Linked DNA regions of Mus musculus: region 2 is linked to region 1. The links are chromatin loops, found by intact Hi-C in ENCODE. Cell type or tissue: gastrocnemius. All regions are shown on one strand. Each heading gives the region's core, and the rest is flanking DNA. Links, peaks and the distances in the headings are about the cores only.

Region 1 (5,172 bases), core at 440-4,439:
TTCTGGCCAATAATGAGATGTAATCCATTTTGGCACTGATGGTTTCATTTGCCTAAGACATCTAGTTGGTCCAGTGTCTCTCCCATTTTTGTGGTGACTCTATTTAAATATATATGATGCTTTTACAATAGTACATTTCCATATGGGTTTTTCCAAAGGCTATTAATGTTAGTTGTCCTCCCCATATTGCCTTCTTTAGCATGTCCTCCCATCTCCTCCCCCATTTAATATTTCTTTCCAACTGTATTTTTTTCAATATTTCCTAGTGCTTTAACCCTTAATTTCACATAGCCTATAGTCACCTGCAAAAGAATTCCCAGTTAATGGATTACCTTGACCAAATTAGCTTGTGGGTATTATCTTAAATAATTGATATAAGAGGGCCCAGTCTACCCTGGGTGTCACATTGCCTGGACAGGTTCTCTTGAGTTTTGTAAAAAAGCTAGCAAGCATAAGCCAGTGACTGAGCCAGCAGGCACTGCTCTTCCAAGGTGCTTGCTTTAAGTTCGTTCCCTGTCCTGACTTCCTTCAGTGATAGACTGTGACCCCCTAAACCTGTTCTACCCTAAGCTGCTTTCTGTCAGAGCATGTGTTATCACAGCAACAGAAAAACTGCCCAACAAGTCTCTGGGCTTTAAGTTCTACTGAAACGATTATTTTAGTCAGATTAATGGTTGTGACTCCATTTCATTTATGCAAATGCCTACTCAACATCTCATGAGCCTCTAAAAGGCACTGAAAATATAACATGACCTAACAGTAATTTCATTTCCCTTTCTAACCTGTTTCTTCCTCAAATGTTTGATATATTATGAATAGCATACTATCTACCCAAATGTGTGAAAAATCTAGGACCTATTTTTGAGAGTGTACCCAACAGAAAGAAACTCAAGCAATTTTTATTTTTTTAAAGAGTTATTTACTTTATTTATCTGAGTACATTGTAGCTGTCTTCAGACATACCAGAAGAGGGCATCTGATCCCAAATATAGATGGTTGTTACCCACCATGTGGTTGCTGGGACTTGAACTCAGGACCTCTGGAAGAGCAGCCAGTGCTCTTAACCACTGAGCCATCTCTCCAGCTCTCAAGCAATCTTTTAAGAGACTTATGTACATATTCATGTCGTTCCTTGGCTCAAACCCTACCAACTCTTCATTTAAAATCCAACCTCAGAGTTTGGAGAGATGGCTTGCCCACTAAAAGCACTTGTTGCTCTGCAGAGGATCTCAGTTTGGTTCCCAACACTCAGGTCAAGCAACTTACAGCAGCCTATAACTTCGGTTGCAGAGCATTCCTGCCCTCTGTCCTCTTTGGTCACCTGCACCCCTCGATGTCTTTGTCTCTGTCTCTGTCTTTCTCTCTCTGACTCTCTCTTCCACTCTTTCACACACAGAGACACACAAACACACACACAATTGATAAATCTAAAATGTAAAATAGATATTCAATCTTAGTTAACTGAAAACTCAGGATGTCTTCTGACCAGTTAACTGTCTGTCCACAGATCACCTCTTTGCTCATTATGTTCTAGCCACAGAGAACTTTTATTTTGTTCCTTAAATACAGAAAACATGTCTTATGTCTATGTACTTATGTCTCCTCTAATTGGAATTCTTGGCTTTCTTATTTTTGACTAGCTTTCTGTCATTCAGATTCTAGCTTAAAACTAGTCATTGCCCACACATCCTAAGATAACTCTAAATTATCTCAATTTTTCTACAAAATACTCATTGCTGGAATTTTGTTTGTCTCCCGTGTCTGTTCAGTTGCTGAATTCCCAGGTCTACCATATTACATGGCATACACTAGGAACACAAAATATATTTGTTGAATGGGTGCGCAAACACTGTGTCCTAGGACTGAGCTAATCTATGAGTTGCTACACTCTTCCAACCAGCGCAGGATACTCTCACTAAATGTGAATTCTGTTTTGAGGGTTAACTGAGACTTTCTTACATCCCACTTTTACAAGGGTAACCTTCCTCCATTTATTGCCTCACTTCTTTATTTTCAAAAATTAAAAAAGAAAAAAAGCAGAAGGGCTTTGGAAAACTTAGTCATCACTTCTTCACATTACGTTGTATTCACATCTCACGCTACAAACTCCAAAAACAGCACTGAAAACTAAAAGGCAAATGGAGTCTCTGCTAACCAAGGACTAACAGCGAAGGTTCCCTGGACAAACTCTATGTACTTTTGTCTTTTAATGGCACACAAGCCAGCATGCTGAGGCTGAGACTCATACACTACGCAGTGGTAGAGGAGTTTGACCCTGACCCTATTTTCCAACAGGCTTATAAAGGCAAAATCCACAACCTAGAGGGAGGTTGACATCCCCTGCATGACATCCTGGGAACTGTAGTCTCCCAGGGAGACGTGAGTGCCTACAATATCCTGGTGCATGCTGGGACATGTAGTCAGACTGCTTACACGCCCAATAGGAATCGCGGGTTTCCGCTCTCCTTTCTGGGAACGGTAGTCTTTCTGCGACCTCGAGCCACCAGGGTGAAGAGGCATCCGGCCTGTCGCCATTTTAGGTCTCCAGCTGCAGAGCCTGAGAACCTCAAGACGCAGGCGGGCTCATCCCTGGATCCTGCCCGGCCCCGCCTCCAGGGTGCCTAAAGCCCGCCCCTCGCCCAGGCCCCGCCTTCCCCCACGTGTCTGCGGCCGAGGGGAGGCGCCTGAGCTGGAGCTGCCTCTCCACCTGTCTAGCCGGGTCCTCATACAGGTTCCTGACAGCGTCTCCCGGGAGCGGTCCCGGCTGCCGGATGCTTCCGCCCCGGCTGCGGTGGGCCGGGCTGGACGCTTAGTGCCCGGCTCGAGCCCTGCCTGAGGCGCCCGCGGGGGTGGCAGCGTCTCCGCCCCGCGGAGACCGAGCGGCTGGAGAACGAGGCGGCGGCCGTGGGGAGAAGGATGGGGGCTAACCAGTTAGTGGTGCTCAACGTCTACGACGTGGTGAGTGAGGCACCTGGCGGCCCGCGCCGGCCGGCCCTGTCAGGGGTCGGGACCCCGGCCCGGTGCTTCCTGCCTCGCGCCTCCGCCTCCAGCTTAGTTCTCAGGGGTGGGGGGAGGGGACAGTCGCGCTGTCTTCTAATCCCGAGACTGGCCCGCGCGCCTCCTGGAGGTGTCCCAGTCAGTCCGAAAGAGGGCTTGGGCTCGAGCCTCGTCCCAGCCCTCAGCTCCCCTGGCTGTGGGCCCGACCCCTGGGCGGATGAGCCGTGTCCTATCCGCGAAGCTTCGGTCGCAGGGCGACCTCCCTCCCAACTGCCACCTGGCCTCTAAGCTGCTCAGCTCCCCTCTGCCCTGCTCCTGCTGGCCCTTGTCTGTCTCCAAATGCTCGAGGCTTCCGACAACTCTCAAGCCCTTCAAGTCTAGAAAGTCACAGCTTCGATGCGGATGCTAGCGTCTCCCCAGAGGTGAACCGGAGCCAATACACCCTCACCTCCAAGGCATCCTCATAAAAATGAATGAAGCGAAAATTTATGAAGAAAATAGCGCCGTTGAATTATTTAGCGATCACAGAGGTGATCCTAGAATCCGAAGACCACTTTCCAGGTGATGCAACAGGTGGATGGCGTGACCGCTAGAGAGGGAAGGACAGCCTTGTTTATTAAGTCATCTAACTTTGAAGAACTGCAAACACTCAGGCCAGGGTACTGAAGGTGGAGCAAAGATTAAGTTCCTTTTGCAGAAAGGAATGTCTGAGGAGGGAAGCTTATTGGCTAAACCCTTGGGGCCAACCCATCTAGATACCTCGTTAGCATGGCGAACTCTGTTCTGTGCTGTTCCTGTGGGGTGTCATAGTCATGGGCACCAGGACAGGAACCAGGTGCAGTACATGAGAACACCTGTGGTTCTCAGATAGGAGAAGTACTGGGGTTTGTGAATCCTCTCAACCTTCCCAGTTTTTGTCTGGTGATACGGTTCCGCTTGCCCTACAACACAGATCAGGTTAAGCAAGACAGAAGACTCAATACAAACACCAAGCTCTATATGTTGTCTGAAGATCTTGATAGCATCATATGTGTGGTGATTTGAGTGAAATGACACCCCCTGTTTTGGTCCTTTGAATACTTAGTGTCCCCAGTTGGTGATGTTCTGTGGCAAGATATAGGAGGTATGCTTGAAGAGTTTGAAGACTCAGGCACTTGGAGCATGCCTTCTGCCTACACTTCGAGATATATGCTCGAAATGAAAACTTGAATTTGAAATTTAAAAGTGAAAATTTAAATGTAATATCTAATAATTTGAGGAGGGAAATAGTTGATAGAAATAGGATATGGGTCTTCCTATCAAGAGCTAACATATTTTTTTAATTTTTTAAAAAGGATTTATTATTATATATAAGTATATTATAACTGACTTCTGACATACCAGAAGAAGGCATCAAATCTCATTAAAGGTGGTTATGGACCTTCAGAACTCAGGACCTTCAGAAGAACAGTCAGTGCTCTTACCTGTTGAGTCATCTCACCAGCCCTAAAACCTTTTTTTTTTTTTTTTTTGGTTTTCTGAGACAGGGTTTCTCTATGTATCCCTGGTTCTCCTGGAACTCACTCTGTAGACCAGGCTGGTCTGGAATTCAGAAATCCACCTGCCTCTGCCTCCCAAGTGCTAGGATCAAAGGCATGCACCACCACTGCCAGGCAAGAGCTATTTTTTTTGTTTGTTTGTTTGTTTGTTTTAATGGTTTAAGAACTTTATTATAGAAATGCAGGGAGAAAGAGAGAAGGTAGAAAGGGGGAGGGAGGCTAGAGAAAAGAGTAAGAGGGAGGAGAGGAGAGGACAAAGAGGAAGGAGAGAGGAGAGAAGAAAAAGGAAAGCAGTGTGAGGAGTGAGAGAAGTGAGAGGTGAGAGAACAAAGGAGTGAGAGAGAAGACCTAATATTTTTAAGAGCCAACATTTTTAAGGGTTTTTTTGTTTACCAGCCATTTTAAGGAGAAAGGAAGACAGATGATACATGTTATGTCAAATTAAAGCAAGTAACAAAAGAAAGGAACTCAAAGGGTGAGGAAGGAGAAAGAAGAAAAACCTGCCCAGAATGTAGTGGTAGGGCACAGATGTACTCAAACTGTACTCTCATCCAGCATGTTTTCTCCCTATAAGGCTGGGGCGTGGATTACAGTGGTTCTCAACCTTCCTAGTGCTGCAACCCTTTAATACAGTTCC
Region 2 (5,172 bases), core at 413-4,412, 180 kb before region 1:
TATACTGGGCCAAGCCTACCTGGCTGCTGCCAAGAACTATGAGGTGGAGTTTAGACAGAATATCAACACCCCTGCCCACCTACTCTGTGATGGTTTGTATATGCTGGGCCCTGGGAGTGGTCTGTTCACAGCAGTAAAACCCAAACTAAGACAGAGGTTGCTACCAGGAGTCAGGTATTATTGTGATAGGCCTGACCATGCTTTTGTTTGGAAGAATGTGGATTTTGGGACTTAGGATTTGGAAAGCAGTGGGATGCTTTAAATGGAGCTTAATGGAACATCCTAGTAGGAATATGGAAGATTTTGTTACTGAGAATGAATTGAATTGTGCAGACCTGGCCCAAGAGGTTTCAGTAAGAATTTCAATATGTGGACTAGAGACTGTTTTGTGGTATTTTGGTCAAGAATGTGGCTACTTTTTGCCTTTGTCTGAAGGATCTGCCTGAGGCTAAAGTGAAGAATCTCAGATTCATTGCATTCAGATAAAGGAAGTCTCAGAAACTCCCATCATAGACTTTGTTATCTGGTTAAGTCTCATGAAGAGCATTTTAAACAAACATATCAAGATGAGAAATGAAAAATAGAAAATATATGGTTTGAATTTTAAAGGGGCTCCAGGAAGTGAAGTGGAACTGAAACCTGTGTTCAAGGATATTGAACTGAATTAAGGGAGGAGTAACCTTAGGGCAACCAGCCCTTCTCCCCCCCCCCCCCCCCATTAAGTTTAGGATCAGGCATGTTAGTACAAACCTCTAATCCCAGGAGGCAAAGGGAAGCAAATCTTTGAGTTTAAGGCCAGCCTAGAACAGAACAAGTTCTAGAAGAAGAAAAACTTAAATCCAGACTTGGTGAAACATATCATTAATCCCAGTGCTTAGGAGACAGGCATGCAGATCTCTGAGTTCAAAGTCAGTCTACAGAGCAAGTTCCAGGACAGGCAAGCTTAGGCAATGAAGAATGGAATAGAACAAGGAGGCTGTCTTAGTCAGGGTTTCTATTCCTGCACAAACATCATGATCAAGAAGCAAGTTGGGGGAAGAAAGGGTTTATTCAACTTATACTTTCCACATTGCTGTTGGTCACTAAAGGAAGTCAGGACTGGAACTCAAGCAGGTCAAGAAACAGGAGCTGATGTAGAGGCCATGGAGGGATGTTACTTACTGGCTTGCTTCCTCTGGCTTGCTCAGCTTGCTCTCTTATAGAACCCAAGACTACCAGCCCAGAGGTGGTACCACTCACAAGGGGCCCTCCCACCTTTATCACTAATTGAGAAAATGCCTTACAGCTGAATCTCATGGAGGCATTTCCTCACCTGAAGCTCCTTTCTCTGTGATAACTCCAGCTTGTGTGAAGTTGACACAAAACCAGCCAGTAAAGGGGCCATGTTCCAGTTCCTACAAGTGGCAGAACTCAGCAGCTTCAGCCATGTGGCTCTGGCTTTAGAGTGAAAAGTAGAAGAGACTACTGGGACAATTGATGCTGGTTAAATGGGAGCTAAGAAATTAACTGTGATTTAGAAGAGACCAGTATCAATGGGATAGAGGCTCTTTCCTACTTTCTCTTCTTTTAGATTCAGTATATCTGGTTTTATGTGGAGGTCCTTGATCCATTTGGACTGGAGCTTTGTACAAGAAGATAAGAATGGATCAATTTGCATTCTTCTACATGCCAACCACCACCTGAACCAGGACAATTTGTTGAAACTGCTGTCTATTTTCCACTGGATGGTTTTAGCTTCTTTGTCACAGATAAGGTGACCATAAGTATATGGGTTTATTTCTAGGCCTTCAGTTCTATTCCATTGGTCTGTCTGTCTCTGTACCAATACAATGTGGATTTTATCACTATTACTCTATAGTACAGTTTGAGGTCAGGGATGGTGATTCCCCAAGAAGTTCTCATATTGTTGAGAGTAGTTTTTGATATCTTGGTTTTTTTGGTTATTCTAGATAAATTTGAGAATCGATCTTTCTATCTTTGTGAAGACTTGAGTTGGAATTTTGATGGGAATTCCATTGAATCTGTAGATTGCTTTTGGTAAGATGGCCATTTTTACTATTTTAATCCTGCAGACTAATGACCATGTGAGATCTTTCCATCACAGGGGAAATTTTCCTGAACAGAACACTAGTGGCTCAAGTTCTAAGATCAACTATTGACAAATGGGATCTCATAAAATTGAAAAGCTTTTGTAAGGCAAAGAACACTGTCAATAAGACAAAACAGCAACCAACAGATTGGGAAAAGATCTTTACCAACCCTACATCTGATAGAGAGCTAATATCCAATATATACAAAGAACTCAAGAAGTTAGACTCCAGAGAACCAAATAACCATATTAAAAACTGGGGTACAGAGCTAAACAAAGAATTTTCAACTGAGGAATCTCAAATGGCTGAGAAGCACCTAAAGAAATGTTCAACATCCTTAGTCATTAGGGAAATGCAAATCAAAACGACCCTGAGATTCCATCTCACACCAGTCAAAATAACTAAGATCAAAAACTCAAATGACAGCAAAAACTGGTGAGGATGCAGAGAAAGAGGAACACTCCTCCATTGCTGGTGGGATTGCAAGCTGGTACAACCACTCTGGAAGACAGTTAGGCAGTTCCTCAGAAAACTGAAAATAGTTCTACCTCAGGACCCAGCTATACCACTACTGGGCATATACCCAAAAGATGCTCCAACATATAAAAAGGACACATGTTCCACCATGCACATAGCAGCCTTATTTAGAATAAGGCTTATTTATAATAAGGCTTATTTATAATAGCCAGAAGCTGGAAACAACCCAGATGTCTCTCAACAGAGGAGTGGATATAGAAAATGTGGTTCACTTACACAGCTATTAAAAAACAATGACTTCATGAAATTCGCAGGCAAATGGATAGGACTATAAAATATTCTGTGTGAGGTAACCCAGTCACAAAAGAATACACATGGTATGTACTCACTGATAAGTGGATATTAGTCCTAATGCTTTGAATACCCACAATACAACTCACAGACCATATGAAGTTCAAGAAGAAGGAAGATCAAAATGTGAATGCTTCAGTCCTACTTAGAAGGGGAAACAAAATAATCACAGGAGGTAGAGGGAGCAAGGGACCTGGGAGGGAGAGAGGAAGGGAGGGAAAAAAGGGGAGCAGGATCAGGTATGGAAGGAGACAGGGGAGAAATACAGAGGGTCAGGAAATTGAATGGAGGTGTGTAGCAGTGGGAGATGGGGAACTGCCAGTAACCACTAGAAAGTCTCAGATGCCAGGGAAGCAAGAGGTTCCCAGGACACAACGGGGATGACATTAGCCAAAATACCCTACAAAAGGGAGAGAGAACCTGTAGAGACCATATCCAGAGGTTAGGCATGGCTCCCGGTTTAAGAGATAGGACCACCCACCCATCTCAAAATTTTTAACCCAGAATTGTTCCTGTCTAAAGGAAATGCAGTGACAAAGAATGGAGCAGAGACTGAAGGAACAGCCATCCAGAGACTGCTCCACCTAGTTATCCATTCCATCTGCAGACACCAAACCCAGTCACTATTGCTGATGGAAAGAAGCGCTTACTGACAGGAGCCTGGTATAACTGTCCCCTGAGAAGCTCTGCCAGAGCCTGATCAATACAGATGCAGATACCCACAGCCAACCATTGGACTGAGTATGGTAACCTCAATAGAGGAGTTAGGGGAAGGACTGAAGGAGCTGAAGGGGATAGCAACTCCATAGGAGGAACAACAATACCAACTAACCAGATCTCCAGAGCTTCCAGGGACTAAATCACCAACCAAAGAGTACACATGGAGAGACCCATGACTCCAGTTGCCTATGTAGCAGAGAATTGCCTTATCTGGCATCAGTGGGAGGGGAGGCCCTTGGTCCTGTGGAGGATTGGTGCCTTGGTTTGAGGGGATGCTAGGGTGGTGAGGCAGGAGTGGGTGGGTTGAGGAGCAGTATCATAGAGGTGGGGGGGGGGAAGAGGTATGGGATAAGGGGTTTGAAGAGAGGAACAACATTTGAAATGTAAATAAGGGGCTCAGAGGTTAAGAGCACTGACTGCTCTTCCAGAGTTTCTGAGTTCAATTCCCAACAAGCACATGGTGGCTCACAACCATCTGTAATGGGATCTGATGTCCTCTTCTGGTGTGTCTTAAAATAACTACAGTGTGCTCATATGCATAAAGTAAATAAATAAATCTTTAAAAAGAGAAATGTAAATAATTAAAAGAACCAATTTTTAAAAAATAAAGAGACGAGTACTACCGAGGTGAAATCTTCTGGGAAGTGTTTTCCGAGATGATCCTGCTCACCACAATTAAAACATTTGAAATCTTGGGTCATCTCTAGGTGTCTAGTGGCAGCTTCTCTTATTACAGTCATATCAGGTGAGCAAGATACAACATCAGCTGTATACCTAATCCACTTTGATGTTGACCTTGCCCTCAGTGATCTGATTATTTCCTTGCATACAGCATTTGCATTTTCAAAGGCTGAAGACTCAATTATTGCCTTTCTTGCTGCTGAATCTGATACACTCCTTTCCACATCTGAGGCTAGGCTTTTCAAAAAGTCAGGGAAGGTTTCTTTTGGAACTTGCATGACTTGAGTAAACGGTTCAAGTCTCTTCCCTGATTCTGTGACTTTGTCCCAGGCCTTTAAGGCTGACAATTGACACAATGCCAAAGTTTCTTCATCAGCAAAGTGACCTTCACCAAGTAGCTGATCTGTGGAAATCTCTCTACCCCTGGCTCTATTTTGTCATACTATCTCCCTCACCTTATCTCTCCACCACAAGAACCCTTGTAAATGTACGGCAGGTTCTAGGTTCTATTATCCTTTCCAGTTCCTGTCTCCTACCTTTACTTTCATCTTTCTGTTTCTTATTCTGATCTATAATTTCCTCTGTCTTCCATTCTAGTGTTTTCTCTAGTTCACGTTGCCATGTCTTAAATTTCTCTTTTTGCTGTTCATGCTGCTTTCTCACTTCCTGTATCTTGTGTTCTAAACCCTGCTTCCATCTTAGCTTCTTTTTATGTTGTAATTTTGATATTGCAGCCTCTGCCTTATTTTGATTTGCTAGCTTTAGTAAATTATCCTCTAGACTCTGCTTCCAAATTTTATCTCTATTTTCTTGCTGTTCAGTCTGATCTGTGAATTGTCCAATTCTTTTGTCT

Evidence for each region. Peaks named below come from ENCODE experiments on the same cell type or tissue, not always from the same donor. Only the 100,000 strongest peaks of a DNase experiment are listed, where the experiment ranks them.
Region 2: it touches region 1 in a loop (7-fold over the local background); 22 of 42 quality-filtered maps call a loop at or near these places.

What each region holds. Positions count from the first base shown.
Region 1 is chr1:177,980,747-177,985,918 of GRCm38, forward strand. It overlaps a transcript of Catspere2 not described here. Among named protein-coding and RNA genes, the nearest start is that of Catspere2, 8.1 kb to the right of the region's middle. In gastrocnemius, for the core only: a CTCF peak has its summit at 2,363; DNase peaks (open chromatin) are centred at 2,562, 2,922 and 3,652; H3K4me3 peaks cover 1,706 bases; H3K27ac peaks cover 1,264 bases.
Region 2 is chr1:177,799,025-177,804,196 of GRCm38, forward strand. No RefSeq gene overlaps it. Among named protein-coding and RNA genes, the nearest start is that of Adss, 5.1 kb to the left of the region's middle. In gastrocnemius, for the core only: no CTCF peak of the experiment used is centred there; no DNase peak of the experiment used is centred there.